Linked DNA regions of Homo sapiens: region 2 is linked to region 1. The links are chromatin contacts, found by Hi-C or POLR2A ChIA-PET in ENCODE. All regions are on one chromosome and are shown on one strand. Each heading gives the region's core, a stretch centred on a gene start or an enhancer-like site at or near the end of the contact. The rest is flanking DNA. Distances are from core to core; before and after follow the strand shown.

What was found. A loop is a pair of places that touch in the nucleus more often than their neighbours do. ChIA-PET counts read pairs that join two places held with the same protein, here RNA polymerase II (POLR2A). Pooled maps may share reads with other maps.
Region 2: a map with no recorded cell type shows a loop between it and region 1 (19-fold over the local background). The contact joins the promoter of YBX1 here to the promoter of CAP1 in region 1. A Hi-C loop is called at or near these places in 1 of 37 single-sample maps with no recorded cell type and 9 of 50 pooled maps. POLR2A ChIA-PET finds 5 or more read pairs at or near these places in 1 of 52 experiments (activated CD4-positive, alpha-beta T cell).

What each region holds. Positions count from the first base shown.
Region 1 is chr1:40,039,087-40,042,659 of GRCh38, reverse strand. It overlaps CAP1 (cyclase associated actin cytoskeleton regulatory protein 1), which reads right to left and starts at 1,931. Exons shown (of 13, transcript NM_006367.4): 1 at 1,859-1,931. LOC105378669 (a long non-coding RNA gene) reads left to right here and starts at 2,214. Exons shown (of 3, transcript XR_001738013.3): 1 at 2,214-3,573. RefSeq lists enhancers at 1,632-1,721, 1,792-1,991, 1,645-2,279, 2,242-2,311, 2,280-2,913.
Region 2 is chr1:42,680,569-42,684,511 of GRCh38, reverse strand. YBX1 (Y-box binding protein 1) reads right to left here and starts at 2,094. Exons shown (of 8, transcript NM_004559.5): 1 at 1,781-2,094; 2 at 1,046-1,109. The coding sequence starts at 1,946. It also overlaps a transcript of PPIH not described here. RefSeq lists silencers at 1,189-1,338, 1,449-1,558, 1,749-1,948 and an enhancer at 2,389-2,438.

The sequences.
Region 1 (3,573 bases), core at 682-3,181:
AAACCCTTCAAAGCATCTCCATAGCTTTCAGGGTAAAAATCCAAATTCCTTAGCATGACTTACAATGTCCTCCACATATGACTGACCTGACCACATCTCACTTCCTCCACTTCCCCAGCCATTACTAGAATTCCAGTCACACTGAACTCGTCATGGTCTTTCAGCTGTCCGGTTCTCCAGGTCCTTGCACCTGTAGTAGTCTCTGCCTGGAAATCCCTTTTCCGGATTCCCTATGTAGCTAAATAAATATTTCAAGAGTTAGCCTCCCATTTCCTCCTGGAACCCTGGGCACCTGGCTCAGGTATTTCTCCACTGTGCTCTTGTAGCCCTGTGCTATGCACTATGACACTGTAAGCCATCCCTCATTTACTTGTCTATTTCCTCTCCCACTGTAAACTCCAGAAGAACTGTATTCTTTGCCACAAAGGCTATCTCATTAAAATGTGCCTCATACATATTAAGGTCTTAATAAACGTCTGGTGGGGCCGGGCACGGTGGATCATGCCCGTAATCCCAGCACTTTGGGAGGCCGAGGTGGGGGGATCACCTGAGGTTAGGAGTTCGAGAGCAGCCTGGCCTTCACGGCGAAACCCCATCTCTACTAAAAATACAAATAAATAAATTAAATAAAAGTCTGGTAAATGATAAATGTGCTGATATGCCCCCGGATTTTCTCTTGAAGAGAGAGCCCCACAAAGAGCTTCAACTGACACAGTTCTGATGCTAACCTGTCTCAAATGTTCTCATTCCACTCTTCGAACGCATTCCTATTTATCCTTCAAAATTCATCTTAAAAACTCTGCTTCTTCAGAAGGGCTTTTCCTGAACCCCCTGTTACATACTTTCAGAGCACCCTGTTCTTTCCTAACACTCATCAACATTTATAATTACTTCTTAAACATCCCTGCAAACACTGCTAGCTCCACGCGGGCAGGGTCTACATTGTTTTGTTTTAAAGCTGCATTCCCCGCATCTGGGAAAATGCTGGCACAGAATAAACACAATTTGTTACGCTGAATTTAATCTTGTGGGGTCAGCAGAGATCTCCACTTAAAAGATGAACAAAAGGAGGCTGAAAGAAGTTTAAGGCACCTATGGCCACAGACACTCAGCACTGAGGCCAGACCAAACCTGAGCCGTCTGATTTCAGGTCCAGAAGTACATACCTTCAATGTTAGCCTGGCTTGTCAAAGTAAGAGCAGCAGCCGAGGAGGAAAGGGAGGATATCTGCCTGTAAATACAAGGATGTGCCCGCCTTTCTTTTAAAAACTCCCTAGGCATTTCAAACGGCTCAATTTGGGAGGAGAGAAAAAAAAAAGTTCCACGCAGCGCTGGCCTTTAACCTGCAGCAGCCTGCGGGGCAACACCGACCGGAAGACCATCCCAAGTTAGAGAGGTTCCGAGCAACACGGGAAGAACTGGGGCTGGTTATCTAAGGCACCAGGATCATGATTCCGATTCTTTTCCTCACTCGCTATATATCTCAGACTAGCCTCTTCTCTAGGGATCAATTTACCTATCAGTGCAATGGGAGCATCAACAGGAGACAGGGAAGACTCTCCGATCTCGGAGGTTCCTTCCAGTCAGAGCACCTCAGGAATCAGGCCTCCGCTGAAGCTGATGGGCAGCGCTGCGAAATCGGGCAGAGGGGCCTCCCCGGGGCACCCGGACTCAGCTGCTCACCCCGGCCCCACCTCAAGAGACCGCGCCCAAGAGTCCGGGTCGGCCTGAGGGCCTCAGCCCCGGCCCTCTCGGCAGGGTTCATGACACGCGCGTAGGCCAGAAGGGCCATTAACACCACCAGGGGCCGATGGGCCCCGGAAGGGACCCCAATCCCTACCAAGCTGCACACCCTCACCTCAGAGTTCCGCCTCACCTCCGGACTGCGATCAGCCGCTCTCCGCTTCCGGCAAGAACCGCCCAGCAATCTCCGCGCGACCCACTTCCGGGCCCTCACTGGGCGCGGCGCCCCCACCGGAAATGAGCCGCCGGCTGAAGCGCTAGGCTGGCCCGCGACTGGGCAGGAAGTCTCACCGCCCCGCTCGTGACTCCGCCCCTCTTCGCCACGCCCCGGAGAGAGCGGCCCGGCTCTCACAGAGGGCACTTGGGAAAGAGCCCCGCCCTCAAGGCGGGAGCGACACGGGGAGGGCGGGCTCACAAGAGAGGCCACGCCCTCGTTCCGCTTTACCTACCCGGAATCGCCCCCGAGGCCCGGGCCCAGGAAGGGCAGAAGTCCCTGGCTAAGCTCCTCTCTGGAAAGAACAGAAGAGTGACCAGTTCCTCTGTCAGTTTGGTCTCAATGGCAGAGGCCGGTTCCTTTAAGCTGCAGTCCGTAAAGGGTCTTGGAACGACTGGGGGCCAGGATTCTCTGAGGGCGGGAATCCGGGCGGCCGTCAGCTCTCGGTGGTGATCGAGGCCACGCTCCGCCTGTCTCTGGGCGTGCATACCTCGGTTTCCCCGTTTGTGACGTGGGAAGGCAATTAGTCTGGACATTGTTGTGGGAGGACTTGCGGAGACTGGGCGCAGGGCGTGGGGGTCAGTGAGGGCGCGGTGGGTCAGCCCCAGCCCGGCTGGCAGTCGCGGGGCTGGGAAGGTAGGGAACCCTCCGCTCTCACCCCACTTCCTGTTTGGTCGGTGTGTTCTGTGACCATAGATGGTCAAGTCTGGGGCCGCGCGGAAGCCTCCGCCCTGTGGTTTTGGAGCCCTTCCTCCCGGCGCGCAGGGTGTGGTCCCCGAGAATAAGATGAGCAGAATTAAAGCAGATCCTGCACCCACTCTGCTGAAATCCGGCTTCTGAGGCAGCCTCGCCCAGGGCTGGGTGGGCTCAGGCGGCTGCTACTCGGTTCAGGGGAGGTTACGCACGGTGGCTGCCGCGCGCAGGGGAGGCTTCGCTTCCGTACTCCTTGGGCCGGGAGATCCGATCTTTGTTCCCTCAAGACTCACACTCTCCAACCGGTCATTATCCTCCCACAAAGATTTATTTCTAGAAAAAATTGGCAAGTGCCACAGTTCCCGCCCCTTCAGCTGAACGACTGTGACAGCTCCGTGTTTCAAGTTGAATGCAGGCGTTATGTGCCAGAGTCAATCATTCAACAAATAAAGTTCTTAAAATAACAGCTACCATTTACTGCACGCTGACTACTTGCCAGGCCCATGCTGAGTTCTTCAAGCGTATTTTCATTTACTCCTAATAGCAACTCTCGGTGGTAGGTACCATTATGCCCTCTAGTTTTCAAATGAGGAAGCTGAATAACTTGCCAAGGTCAGAAAGTAACTGTTGAAACTTTGAAGGAAACACATCTGTCTGACTCTAAATCCCATGAGCTTAATTAGCCCCTGTGATAGACCATACTGCAGACATTTGAGGCAGATTTGAGGTGGTGAATGCCTCTGGATCTGGAGACACTGGGTTCCAGTGCTGGCATAGGCCCTCTACTAGGGGTCAGACTTTGGTCAGGTTACTTTGGACGGGTTACTGGGCCTCTTCCTAACTTTATGGCTCCCAGCATGTTTAAAAGAACATGACAACATGAAAAAATATGGTATAAAAGTCATAGTATATTTTAAATATTG
Region 2 (3,943 bases), core at 845-3,344, 2.6 Mb before region 1:
CTTGATTTTGCCCATTTGTTGTCCATTCCACATTGTTCTTTTAATCATCTGCTTAGGTCTTCTACAGTAAGCAAGCAAGACAATGCTGAGATGGCACTAAGTACCATACCTGTGAGGCCAAGATTGCTACTGGCATACCCAGTGCTCTGCACCCATGTAACTAGCACTACTAGCCTTGGCAGCCATCTTGAAAATGATGCCCGGCTTACAAGGGAGCCCATGGAATACAGTGCGTCTACTGCACGTTACCACCACCACTCCTACAAACAACCCGAAGGGTAAGTCCTAAAGACGTGTCTGCAGCTTTGCCTTCAAACAGGAAGAAAAATGTCAAGTTACCAGTGACTATGGCCACTCTAATAAGCTACAGCCAGGGATCTAACAGAAATCGACTTAACCAGTTATGATTCTAGGACAAGGAAGAATGAAAAATAAGAACGGAAGAAGGAAAAAAAACCACTTTCTTGTAAATATATTATTTACTGGATGAGCAAATAAAAACAGTTCTCTCTGGTCAAAGCTGTGCTAAGACAAAATTTATCTCAGGTATTAAAATGAAACGTGAAACAAAGGCAATACAACCTCTCGGTAAAGATGACAAAACCTCATATAGTCAAATCCTCTTACCCTAAAACGTTAACAATGTATAAATATCCGATGTCAGTGGATCACATTCTCAAATACCGAGTTCAATAAAGTAGAAAAAGATGACAAGGATAAAAATGTACTGGACCGTAGTTTCCCGTTTACCCTGTTAAGGAATGGCTCATTCACTCCGCTTGCCTTTTGAATTGCTTTGTACTGTGACGAAGCCTTTTAAGTTAGCTTCAAATTAATATTTAGCTGCAAAACAAAGGCATTCTCTAGATCCACTAATCCCTAATCAAGGAAAACAACAACAACAAAAAATCATACTAATACACCAGAGGTAGTAAACGCCTTTCAGAACAGAGCTGTGGATTGGGGCTTCCCAAGCCCCGAGAAGCCGACAGAGCAGGAAGCAAGCAAGAAGGTGGGATGGAGGCTTCAGAGCCCGGCAGCTCACCTGTTGATGAAACCATATCCGTTCCTTACATTGAACCATTTTACTGTTCCCAAAACCTTCGTTGCTGGAAAAGAAAACAAAGCAAAACAAGCCACGATTACCAGCTATCCTTTTCCAAATCCGCCCGGCTTGGGCATCCGGTCCCTCGCACGCCGGCCGCCGCGGCCACCTGACAGCCCTTTCTCTCCACCGCCCGGGTGCGGGGCCACGCAGTCGCCGCCGCCGCCGCACACGTGGGTGAGTCTGAAGCGCGGGGCGCTCCAGGGCAGGCCCGGGGCGCGGGCCCCAGGATGGGTGTGTGCGCAGGCCGCGGACGGAGAGCACGTGAGGGAAGGGGAAGCCGCTCCGGCCTGCGTAGGCGGTGCGCCGCGCCCTCCGAGCACACGCGGAAGGGAGCTGGGTGGGGGTGACGCGAACAACGGCGTGCGGGCCCGAGCGCACGAGGCCGGTCGGCGGGGAGGGGACCCCGTCGCACACGCGGTCGGCGGCGCGCGGCCGCAGGGGGAGGGGCGCGCGGCCGCGCGGGGTCCACAGGGGGCGCGGGAGGCAGTGCGCGCGCGCCTGCCGGGCGGGTCCCCGCGAGAGGGAGTGAGGGGGGGACGGGGGGGATGGGCGGCCGCGCGCCGCGGAGTCGGTGCCCACCGGCCGCGCGCCCGCCGGCTCGCCCAGCTCCGGCTAACGGTTCCGCTGCTGGGCTGCCCGAGGGCCCCACCCCCGTCCCTGTCCGGTCCTCACCGATGACCTTCTTGTCCCCGCCGGCAGGCGCCGCCGATGTGAGGCCGCCCGGGCCACCGCTCCCTGCGCCGCTGCCCGTAGTGCCGGGCTTGGTGTCGGCGGCGCTGAGGGCGGGGGCGGCGGGGGGGGCGGCGGGCGGCTGCTGGGTCTCGGCCTCGCTGCTCATGGTTGCGGTGATGGTGACTGGGGCCGGCTGCGGCAGCTGCGGCTCCTCCCGGGGTGTGATGGTAACTAGGCCGGCGGCGGCGGTGGGGCTGCTCAGGGCTCTCTGGGGTCCGCTCTCCGCTCCCGCTACCGATCGAACTAGCGAGAATGGCGGGACAGGCGGGATAAGCCCTACGAGCGACCCGCCCTAGGCGTTGTTCACTGGCCAGTGGTACTGTCAATCTGCCCACCTGACCCCAATCCCTAGCTTCTATTGGCTAATATTTTATCAGTCCTCCATTCTCATTGGACCTTTGGCGGCTAATTCAGTCGACCTACAACCGTTCCTGCCTCCGCCGGCCGCCATAGAGACCGGAACTAGAATTAGAGTAGTCGGCCACGAAAACCATAGAGTACCCGAGAGGACGGGCAGAAGGAACGTGACTTCCACGAGGCAGCCGCCGGGCTGGCGGGCCCCACGTTCAGGGTTGTGTCTCGGCTGAAAAAAAGGCACGCCCGAACGCTGGGCAGGGATTACCCGGCCGGACCCGGGATTGGAAGGGGGCTCGAAGACGCCTTAGCCCCCCGTGAAGAAAAGGCTTCCCTCCCTCCCAGCTCCAAATACGGTCCCTGTGATCTGAGAACATTACGGCGGGCATAGAGTCGTCTTTTCTTTAATGGCCGTGTAGTCGCGGCACAGCCGAGGGTTTCTGGAATTGCCTTAAACGTATGCGTTTGAAGAGCGTACCCTTTTGTCGGAGCAGTCACCTTGGAGGGACCACGCAGGCTATGGCAGCCCGGGTTCAGCATGTTTAGGGCGAGGGTGTGCTCCATGGGGACCTGCCTTCTGATCCGTTTTACCAGGCATATATTTAAAAAAATGTGTCTTCCTTTCCAAGTATTCACATCTTTTTCTACTGACCACAAATCAGATTTAATTCAACTCACATTTATTGAACAAGCTAGCCTGTTTTGTTTTTTCACTTTATTCCTGCAACAGCCACGTGATAGAGGGATTACTATCCACGTTTCACAAACGATAAAATTGAGGCTGCCACCTGATGTTACTGAAGTCCTCCACCCACCTTCTTTCGTTCTTTTTTAAGCGTCTACTATCGGCTGGGGATGGAATAGTTCGCGAGTCAGTTTCTGCCTTCTGATGGAGGCAGAAATTTAAACAGCCAACACGGTAAATACTCCAGAGCTGCAAAACCACGAAGTATTTTGGGAGTGGAAGCAGGGAGAAGGTGGAGGGCTGACTTTCCGCGCACAGGGTACAGGCGAGAAGAGGTGAGATCTCGGGAAATGCAGTCAAGTAGTTCAGTAAGACTCGAATGTGACATTGGGTTGCAGAGGTGGGCAGTCACTTAGGTATATTTAATTGGAAATATATCCTGAGGGGAAGAGTGAGAAGAGCAATTTTAGAGTCATAAGTAGGGAGGGGCATCTTTTTAAAAATGGCTGCGGAGTGGAGAATGGGTTGCAGAGGGGCAAGGAATGGAAGTAGAGAAAGCAGTTAGGAGGCTAATGCAGTATTCCTTACCCCTACCAATGCCGTCTAGGCCTGTGAGTTCCACCTCCTAAAGGCGTTCTTGAGTCAGTCCTAAACCCTCTAAATGTCAATTCAGAGTCTTTTCATTCCTACTGTCACTACTGTAGGCCATCATCACCAATTGCTTAGAGCAAGGGGTAGGAACCTTTTTCTGTGAGAGCCAAATAGTTAATAATATAAGCTTGGCCGACCATATGGTTCTGACTTACTACTCAGGTTTGGAGCTTGAAAACAGCCTTAATTTTTACATGACACGAATCTTTACATATTTTCAACTATTTAAACATTTTAAAAACCATTTGTATTCTTAGCTCATGAGCCACAGAAAAACGGAGTGTAGTCGGCTGACCCCTAGCATAGAGCAGTGCTGTTGGCTACTAACCACACCTCTCTACCTCTTTCTTACTCTAATATTACCCACCACAACAGCCAGAAAGTTCTTTTGAGAACATCTATCTGATCATGAC